Regions from separate parts of the Mus musculus genome. Here region 1 is linked to region 2. A link is a loop called in an ENCODE intact Hi-C map of the cell type or tissue named here. Cell type or tissue: left cerebral cortex. All regions are shown on one strand. Links, peaks and the distances in the headings refer to the core of each region. The heading gives the core; the rest is flanking DNA.

Region 1 (5,386 bases), core at 253-5,252, 200 kb before region 2:
TTTAACTGGTCCTTGGTGGAGAATTGCTTTAAGACAAAGTGCATTTTACTATCGTTAATGTGATAGTAACTCTAAGGGTAACTGCCTTATGAAATGCTTCGTGACTATATGTGTTCTCTAAGTGCTGTAAAGAAAACTCCAGTCGCATTTCCATGCCTTTCCAGAAGAGTGGCCCGGCTCCCTCCACAGGCACCTTGCAATGGAATTGTGTTGCAGAGTAAAAACGTTTGTGTGGGGCATAGTAATCCCCCTCCCCTAGAGATTTGCTGGGACTTGAAATGTGACCACCTGTGAGCCACACTTAACCTTGAAGCCATACCGATTTTCAATTTATAGATAAAATTTCTCATTTAATTTAAAAAATAATGTCAGTTTGGCTAGTCTTAAAAGTAGTTCAATATGTATAAGTATGGCACCAATGGTATGCTTGTGCAGCTATTGAGTCAATTACAAAAATGCAGGCAATAAACCACGTTATTATCATCTAGTATAAGCATATTAATTATTGAATTTAAAAGTAGCCCTAAAGCAAGTGCATGGCAGGTAAAATGAGTTGTCCTTAAGTCCCATCACAAGTGGGAAAAAAATTCCTGAAATCAATGAGGTTTTGTACTATTTAAAGGATAATACATTTAATCCTGTATCGGATTCTGATCTTTACTCTAAAAGTATTCATTGATGCATACTTAACATATAATTAAAAAAAAAATTGGTACCCAAGTTAAAGGGCCAGTAGTTGGCAGTTATCTTTACTTCAAATTGTGCTGAACTTTATTTTTTAAAAAATGCTTTTCTTATTACTATGATTCACAGTTTGAGAATGTGTTATGCAGTTCTCACACTCCTTATTAGAAGCAGTGTTTTAACTTCATTCATTCACTACGCTATTTACATCTTAGTTGGTGTGCATGTGAATACATTGAAGGGTAATATTAAGGTGTGCTATTAATTTAATATAAATGTTTTTGGTATTGGTGGAAATAACAAATGACCATGTCATAATAAGCAACTTTCCACCCTTTCAAAGTTAGTCATATTTTTAAAGTATGTAATCGTGAACATTAACTTTCCCAAGCAGAGATACTAATTAACCACAGCAAACTTCAGTAACCAAGAGTTGTTATAATGTTCTTTATTTTTTGCTTTATAAACAAGTTAATTTTGTAGAACTCTACTCATTCTAATAAAAAATAACTATCTGATGATTCCTGAAAATTGAATCCTAAAAAAAAAAACAATATACTCTATAGTTTTCAAATATTTTTTAGTTTTTCTCTGGCCTTCACCTTGCTCAGTGACTAAGTTGAACGGCATATAATTATGTCTTTCTAATAAATTATTCATTGTATTTAGATTTCTTTAATAGAGAACTATGCTGAATAACACTTTGGCAAATGTAAGCATTATCTTTTAAAACTTTCTTCTAATTAGTGTAGTATATTTTGTGGGTTTTATTTTCCAACTCTTGGTGCAATATATTTTTTGAGTCTATGAAATCTCAGAAAGGGACAAAAAATGGGGAAATGTCTATACAGTAATAATTGTATTATATAACAAAAAATAGTTATTAAACAGAGAGCCAAGGTTTTCAGAACATGATTCCAAGCAACATGGAGAAATTTAGTGTGTAGTTAAAGATCAGAACCTCACAGCATGGACTGAAGAAGGATTGCTGATTAATTTTTAACTTTTTAAAATGACAGCTTTTAGAATAATGCCTCCCAAATGAATATCTAAACTGAAAAAGCATGCATATTCCTTTTACACATATATAGTGATGGTTTGGACCAAATGAAAGGCTTTATCGACGATGCTTAGTGAGTGTAACATATGAAGAAGAGCTGACTGGGATTTCATGCTCAGCACTGTGCCTTAATTCACAGACTCATGGTTGTTCCTGCATTCAGTAGAGCTTGACTGGGATTTGTCACCTTTAAGAAATCAAACCAGATTACAGAGGCAAGTCACAAAACCAACGCAACAGCGCTCTACACCTTACAAAAGGCAGATTACACAGTTCACATGTTATTCTGATAGAGCAAAGATAAAGGCTGATTGCTAAGGAACGGCAAGACACTCTGATTCGAAATGATTGCTAGATAACTATGCCACGACCCTGTTGCTTCGTCATTATAAAGAGCCACTTAAACAGCAGAAAACTCAGTTTTCAAATAATAGGCGCTCAGTAGTGTTTTTTCATTGCTTAAATTTGAAGTTCCATCAACTCTCTTTGAGCAGATATCAATTTGTCAATTTGTGTGAAGTGGTTACCATAAAGCTTAAAGGAATTAGGCATTTTCAGAAGTGTTGTGTAGAATGCAGAGTAGATTTGCCAAAATTAATATATCTTTATGGTATTGAAAAATTAAGCAGAAAATACATAATTGACAATATCCTGTATGTTGTTCTGTTACCAGGTGTATTCTTCAAGATGAGTAGTTACATAGTTATGATTCAATGCATTCAAAACATATCATGATAGGTGTTATTGGTAAATGAGACATATATATATATATATACATATACATTAATGTTTATTTTATGAATGTTACTTAAACATCATTTTTATGAAAATATAATACGTGGAGACTTTGTTAGAGAATAGTTTTGTTTTACCTGTAGCATTTTTAAAACTCAAACTTTCTAAACACCCAACACCACAGTAATTTCTTGCTTCTTTTAAAATTGAAGTCCTTTTTTACCCTACTGATGCCTCCTAGTGTCTCCCACAATAAAGCTCTAATGAGTCATCCATAACTGTAAACATTGCACTTTCACTGCCTGCATCTTCTGTGATACATAAAATTCATATTTATGTGTTTAATTTTCTGTGCGTTACTATAATAAGATAGAATACTTTAGTGAATGAGATGTTTCATCTGTGGATTTATGGTATGAAGGTTTACTTCGACCTTAACAATATTCTGCTAAGTGTAATAAGTTTATACCTTCGGTTGAAATTCATATCATCCTTCCTTATAGTCACTATTATTGCAAATGAAAAATAGCAGATCTTCCATTTTGTAGACCTGGAAATTAGATAGAGTTCATCATTGAATGGCCGATGAGAAATGGTTAAAAGAGCTTATTGTTTCATTTAAGAAGACCCCCTCAAGAGTTAACAACTTTTGTTAACTGCATGTCTTCACACATGCAAATCTCTATGTGAATATTGCATTTCAAAGGTTAAAAAAATAAAAGGAAGGGAAAGATAAGTGTTACTTATAAAATAGCAAAAGAAAAACTTGGTTAGGGGGAAAATGTCTCTATGTAGTGGAAAGAGGTTTACTAGAACATAACTTCTCAGGACCCACAGGGCACTCTCATGTGGTAGACACTAGTGGACATCAATTTTACTGCAAGGTTTATGTCCTTAGTCTCATAGCAGTGAGTGACATGCTTGCATATCTGTGACTTCTTGCAACTCTGATTCTACCTAAGACAATTGCCATTTGATTTTATAATTTTTTTCTTTAGTATAGTTATGAAAGGGGACATTCTCCTAATAGTTCCAAATTCAAGTGCAAAAGATTTTAACATCTCTGGGCCTCCTGGGTTGTCTCAGTGCATATCGCATTCTTGACTTTCACTAATACAGTGTTCTGAGGATCCAAGTGCATATGTTAGACCTGAGCTTAATTAGTTGTTACACTTACATGTGGGGGGGAGGCAAAAGAGGGTAGAAGGAGGGAGGGAGAGACAGAGACAGAGAGAGAGACAGAGAGAAGCAGAGAGACAGAGACAGAGGAAGAGACACAAAGAGAGAGACAGAGGGAGACAGACAGAGAGAGACACAACGGGAGAGACACGTGGTAGGGTGTGAAATAGCCACCCCTGATTAAAAAGTACACAGAATATTAGCAAAATTTGCCTATTGATTATTTTGTCCTAAGTTATTCCGTGATACAGTGCCATTACAATTCTCGTCTTGTTGGACAAATTTCAAAGAATGTAAGGGGTGTGTTTCTTTCGTTTAAGGAAGCAAACATCTAGGAAGGGGTGGGCCTTTCCCACAGGAGCCGCATTTCTTCCCCTGGAGAGCTGAAGCAAATCTGTAGTATGTGAGAGACTGGCCCATAAGAAACAGAATGATTTGTAGTGATCTGTTCTAGTTAGTGAGCAAAGCAAACCAGAAAGAGTTTTTCCTCTGAAAAACAGCTCCTGTCTGCCGCTTAATACTCAGTGCTGAAAACGGACCATAAAACAAAACAGAGCAAAGAAACAAAGAAATCACATTTATAGTGTTTGTGCTCACAACTATATAGTACATTGAGATAATTTTGACAACTTCACATTGTGTATAGCATTAAGATGTAGAAATCAAACGTGTTATACACATACATTTTCCAACCCCATTGTGAGGCTATGGAGGTAGCATATGACAAAGAATGCTACAGTAAAATATAAGAATACCGAAAGGACAATCTGACATGATGTTATTTCGTACTTTCTTGCTCTCACTGCACAAAGAAAAGGCATATTCATGCTAAGAAAGGAGTTTCTATTACCTGTTATATAAACCCATGGTCTAGCCTCATTGGCAAAACAAGTGACATTTGCTTTCACTACAATGTATCTGCTATACATTTCTATCCAATCTCTGTTACTTGTTTTATTTGAAAGTATAGCTGGTATAAACAAAATTCAGAGTGCACATAAAAATAATTTTCTGAGGGCATTATATAGGAAATCAGTGTCATGACAAGAAATAAAGGCAGTAAACTTATTACAAAGAAAATCTGTAGAAATCAGTACTATTTAAGAAGGGACACCTTTGAAAGACTTTATTCATTCTTAATGCAAAAAATTTGAAATGAATGGAGTAATGGTGTTCAGCCTGCTTATTGAATGGCCGTGCAAGACTTCAAGCAATGGTTTAAATAAAGTCCCTTCAACTTGTGTGAGTGACTGGAGGAAGCGGGCTTTGAAGCAGTCCCTAGTGGGAACCTGATTTTTTTTCAACTTATCCTGAGAGTCTCTTGGTTTTCTTCCTGCAACTTGTAATAGATAAGATAAATATGAAGATGCGTACATACGTTGTTTATAGATGCTGTGAATTTCTAGCCTGTTGAATTTTAAAAGTGTTAGATATGGTTCTTTGTTAGAGGATGTAAACTGCTTAAAAGAAAAACAACCAAAACCAGCATATTTTTTAATATATCTGTAATCTTTTCAGCAAGCTATAATGATAGCAAAAGAACACAACCATTCCCCAAACCCCAAATATTGGCATATTTGGCTTAAATTTGCTCAGTTTTTATGAAATTAGACAGCAGATTTGTCAATATAAATATAAGGAAATTTGCCTAGTAGGGTAATAAAGTTGACTTTCAGTTCTTAGATCATAATTAATTGTTGACCCTGCATAAGGTGTATAACAAGCCAT
Region 2 (5,386 bases), core at 301-5,300:
GAGGTGAGGACCTGGAAGAGACTGGGGTGTAGTTAGGTCGGGGGGGGCCCCCTGCCATCCATTACACCTGCGGCAGATGGCTCAAGTGGTAGAATGGTTTTGTTTGCCAGAATCAAGAAGGGAGGAGGAGAAAATTCAGCCTCGCCCTACTGAAAAGAAGTACAGTAAAGAGCCAGAGAGATGAAAGAAGCCATCAAAACCAAGGATGCTGAGTCCTGGGCAGTTAATGACCTTGATACCTGGTTCCAATAGATAACAAGGCAGAATTTTATGAATGTATTTTTTGATCAAATGTTTTACACACACACAACACAACACACACACACACACCTCCGCGTAGATGCACACAGGTGTTCTGGGAGAACCTCTCCATGGGAGCTGACTTAGGAAGCTCTTCCTCAGAGCTTCATTCCCTCAGACTGCCAACTCATACACATAAAGGCTCCCTCCCTAGACAACCAACTATGGATTTAAGCAGACTTCAAATGTACCAGTCTCCTTCTCACAGAGTAATGTTTTCTGATCAATACTGCCACCCTTGCATCCGTTTCTTCATGTTACTCAACAAGCAGGGAATGGAATAACTGTGCCTTCTCTGGAGACAGTAGACCATGGGCATGTGACAAAGAGCCCAGTCCCAATCTAGTAGTTCAGTCTGTTTTCATTTCTTTAATTCTGTACTAAAGAGAGAGTTATATCAAGGGAGACCAAAACACACCAGGATTCTGTCTCCACCCTTCACACTAATCACAATGACCACTCACATCTATGTTTTTATAGCAAACATTTTCATGTTTTTTTATGACATGAATTATTATGCTGACCTAATTTTCTGTTCTAAATCAAGCAACTTTCCTTTACCCAGGGTATAATATGCTGACTTGTTGGCACTGGTTTGCATGCAAACACCAAAAAATTCCACCATTTTAAAGCACACGTTCCACTTTTCTGTATTTTTCACATCAGGGCTCAAAAATGTTTAAAGTTATACCAAAGACAGTGAAACCAGAATCCATTCTAGCTATGATTTGGGGGTGACAAATAAGATACATTCTAAAGTCCCACACAGAGAAGGGAAAAGGAACACTGCCGCTTTCCAAGGTGCTTGCAAGACCTAAAAACCCCTGTGAACTGGGTTTGGTTGCCTGGTGTATGTCTGCCCAGTATAGTCTAATTGTTCTGCAGTCTTTTCCCTCTCCTTCTCTCTCCTATGAAGGCTTCATTTTTCAAGAAGAAACCTTAATACTCAGCAAGATATAAGGCTCATTGAGAAGGAATAGAGCTCTGTTTTATTCAGTATTAGCAATGTGAGTTTACTCACACACCACACACCACACAGATTGCTAAGTGTCTATCTCAAGGTTTGAGTGCATATGTTACAGAACATACTCCTATCCACTTTCAAGAAAATTAGAACAAAAACTGCATTTATAAAAATGAGCTGAGACTTCATGAACAGTTGGGAGATTTTTTTTAAAAAAATAAATAAAAAGAACATAGAAAACTATATTTTAATCATCTGTTTTTAGGGAAACTAAGAGCTTCCTGTTTTATTTAAAGAAAAATGTAATTAGCAAACCTTTGCAATTATTCAAAATGGAGACAATAATTTGGCTATACCAAGGCTTCTTACCCACATGGGTGAGATATTTTAGACCGTTGTTCCACTCACTATTCTACAGCTAAGGGTATTCGATAGGAAATCCTGACCTTAGATTAACAGGTGCATTCATTGTTTTAAAAACTGGGATTTGTTAATAAGTGACATTTTAAATTGAAACCTCAAAGGCTTCAAATGCTCCAGTGTTCTACGAGGAAGGCATCTGCCCTAGCATTTGAACAGGTTAGTTATCTGAACCACAGTAAGGTTTCAGAGGCCCCTGCCTGCTCAGAACCTGGCCCATGAAAAGGAAACATAGAGAGTGGGAGGGGCTGCTGGGTCCCCTCCCTCCTCCACTCAGTGCCCGGCCCACCTGCACCACATCTACTCAGAAAATGACCATTTGGTGTATGGGGGAAAAAAAAAAACTCATAAGACAAAGTCTAGAATACACACATTGCACTCAGATATGTTATATAAAGTGCATATTCTTTAACATATCTACATTGTTATAGATGCTTTGTGGTGTGTGTTTGTGTGTGTGTGTTAAAAACATCACCCTCTCTCTAAGTTTGTCCTAACATGAGGAATTAAAGAAAAGAAAAGCTGTCAATTTCTGGATGAAGTCAGTACAATAAAGGTGCAAATGGCATCCCAAAGGACTTAAACAAATGACAGGCCTATGGTGCCGGACATTTGTAAAGATGCAGTCTTCGTTTGGCGCTGAAATAGGTACGGTGATGAAGAGGACTGTAATATAGACTCAAGTAAATTAGGATTTCGCTTTGGCTGTGGTCAACAGTATTTGCAGGTCCCCAGGGTTCCAGAAGAAAGGATCTTCGAATAGAGGTTGTGTGTATTGCCTGTGTTATCAGGTCCCTTCTGCGGCTCCCCTAGGACCATCTTGAAACTATAGCTTTTTCTTTCTTTGTTCAGTAATGGCTATAGAAGTCCAGAGTGTCTTGAACATAAAGATCTTGAAGCCACCCAAGTCCAGAGAATGCAGGTTCTCCCAGGCCAGGGCCGCCCCGACGACCCAAGCGAGGTGCTCAAGGGCCAGTAGGTGTCGCTGTTTCCCTGCTGGCAGGACCCTGGAGCCCGACGTTGGCCCCTAGCACCACTCAGTTTTCTGGCCCGGGTGATTTCCTAGACGTCTTTGAGCTCTGGGGATATGGCAATTCCCTTATTTTGTTTCTAGAACCCCTGACCTAAGTCCTCCTGGCTGCGACCACAGCAACATTGGTGGGCCTATGGAGAGAGAAAGGAGAGAGGAATATTGGTGGGGCCCAAAGGCCGCCCTGCTGGAATAAGCGGGGAGCCCGCTTCACCCGCTCCTTCCTTTCTCTCCCCAAGCCTAGGGTGGCGTCGGGGCTATCTGGAGCACCCCGGAAAAAAAAACCCTAAATTAAGGAATTCACACACGGCTGTACTTCGACTTTGAAATTAAAATAAACAAAAGGTTCAAAATCTAGCTTCGCGGGAACCGCTCACAAAAAGAGTTTTAATATCCTTATCTCAAAAGACAAGGAAAGAGGGAGGAAGAGAACGAGGGAGGGAAGGGGGAGAGAGGGAGGGAGGGAGAAAGAGAGAGGGAAGGAGGAAGAAAGAGAGAGGGAAGGAGGAAGGAGAGAGAGAGAGAGAGAGAGAGAGAGAGAGAGAGAGAGAGAGAGAGAGAGAGAGAGAGAGAGAGAGAACGTGCTAGGCCTGGACTTTGAGTTACCTACGGTCTTACCTACAGGGCTGTATGCAGAATGTCGGGTGATTGCGTTGTCCTCCCTTTGCTCTGAGAAAAGCTTGAACTACACTAGACGTCCCGCTGTCCACCCCAAACCGTTATTTACTAAGTATTAATCTTCACTAGATAGGGTTACCTCATCTTTGGAATCTGTACTGAAATTCTGGATATTGAAAATTCTGTTCCTTTCTCTGGCGTCCTGCGGCCCCCTGTCTTTGGCTCAGTATGCGGCGTAAGCGATTATTAATCAGAGGCGTTCTTTTTGTGTCTGGGGGGGGGGGGCATTTGGCTTGAAGATTCCATGACACGCACTTACATTGGTTGCATCCTGTAGATGTCTGGGGATTTTATTGATATCAGGATTTCTTTGCATAGGGAATTCACTTCTCTGTTAAAAGGTGGCAAGGGAAGAGGGCAGGAGCCACCCTAAATTCACGGTCTTGAGCAATCGCAAGAGGTAGTGTGGAAATAGAAGTAGTTGTCCATTTAACTTGACTCTAAGATAATGCCTTCAATCAAGAGGTTGCTATGTGATTTAAAAAGAAAAGAAGAAGAAGACATACTGCTGTGGTTTTGTGTAAAACTAAAACATTTGTAGAGAGGAAAACCCTAACAAATATAAAACTAGCAGACAGGAAAAAAAAATTCCACTTAGTCCCAAGTATGTTTGAATAATTTTGTTCTGGTGTCAAGACTGAGGCCTTACCATTTCAGGACCCGCAGCGCAAGAGGCTGCGTAGTCACTGAGAGCCTGAAATTTAGCAAGAGTTCGTAAATATTTTCATTAAATGCCCTTTGCATTTGCCCTTTCATAAAATCGGCTCCTTTCTTTAAAGTCTTATGCCTTTTACACAATTCTAAAAAAATCATTTCTTATCGAAGCAGCAGATTCATCTCTGGGGTTGGGGGTAGGACGGACACGTTTCTAATTGGAGGTTGTGAAGTTCAATGAGATGGTATTTTTAGCTTGAGATGCTCAGATTCATATATTTTTATATTGTACCAATCTCATCCGATTTCCGTTTCACTCAACTCTTTCATTTTCTGCTTTCTTGCTTCTGTCTTCCTTCCTTCCTCTATAGCGCCTCTCCCACTTTCCCTCGCTTCTTCTGTTTCTCGCTGTTTTCTCTCTCCCGCTCCTTTCTTGTATAATTTATTGTCTGTTTTTATCAGTGAAGTTAATACGAAAATAGCAAGGGGGAGGCCCAGCACCTTAATCTGGCCCTCTTCCCTGCGCGCATTAGGGACTTTAGGGAGGTGTCCGTAGCTACCAGGTTATAGACCAGCGCGGTGGCCCTATGTGCAGAGAACGCTGCTGGTGGAGGAATTGGGGTCCGCCTAGGGTTGCGGGGCTTATTCAAATACCGCCCGCTGCTGCTGTGATTCGCAGGGACTCGGCCTCCATATGGTAATGCGGGGCGGGGGATGGGGGTGGGTGGAGGGAGGCACAGAGCGGAGGGGAGGGGAGGATGGGGTTGAAGGCGGGAGGGAGGGGGGCTCTGACACCGCGCGCTCTGCTGCTGTGCTGGGACAGAGCACCCGGACCCGCGGCAGCGGCGGCAGCGGCGCTCCCCACCCTCCACCGCAGCACTCATCGAGCCAGGAAACCACCAAGCCACGGGCCCTCGGGGTAAGCCACAGTGTGCACACCACAGCGATGGTGACTCCAATGAGGGAGATTAGAAACAGAAAAGATTACAGAGAGATCAGAGATAAGAGGTGTACCTCTCTCTGTCCCTTGTCACACAGCGCGCGTGCACATGCATTTGTACAAACATGCATGCTCATACAGCAATACGTTCCACATTCTTTGCTACTTCCATCTAAATACATGCACCGACACTCTATGCCCTGCAGCGTGGCCAGTGTGTTTGTCCTGATCCTGCATAAAAGGGGACAGGTACGTGCCAGAACACAGGCAAGAATAAACAGCCACGCACAATTGAATTGCAGCCAAACTCAGACATTCAGCCTGCTGAATTAATCCATTCGGCCAGGTTTCCCCCACCCCAACCGGAATTCTGTAACCAGTTGAGGAATTCTGCAATTAT

What was found. Peaks named below come from ENCODE experiments on the same cell type or tissue, not always from the same donor. Only the 100,000 strongest peaks of a DNase experiment are listed, where the experiment ranks them.
Region 1: it touches region 2 in a loop (6-fold over the local background); 6 of 42 quality-filtered maps call a loop at or near these places.

Annotation. Positions count from the first base shown.
Region 1 is chr13:83,526,116-83,531,501 of GRCm38, forward strand. The region is part of intron 1 of Mef2c (myocyte enhancer factor 2C); the gene reads left to right. Among named protein-coding and RNA genes, the nearest start is that of Mef2c, 4.1 kb to the left of the region's middle. In left cerebral cortex, for the core only: a CTCF peak has its summit at 2,732; no DNase peak of the experiment used is centred there; H3K4me3 peaks cover 5,000 bases; H3K27ac peaks cover 4,768 bases.
Region 2 is chr13:83,722,514-83,727,899 of GRCm38, forward strand. All of the region lies in intron 1 of C130071C03Rik (RIKEN cDNA C130071C03 gene), which reads left to right. Among named protein-coding and RNA genes, the nearest start is that of Gm52046, 3.6 kb to the left of the region's middle. In left cerebral cortex, for the core only: a CTCF peak has its summit at 2,655 (motif pointing right); a DNase peak (open chromatin) is centred at 2,667; H3K4me3 peaks cover 5,000 bases; H3K27ac peaks cover 5,000 bases.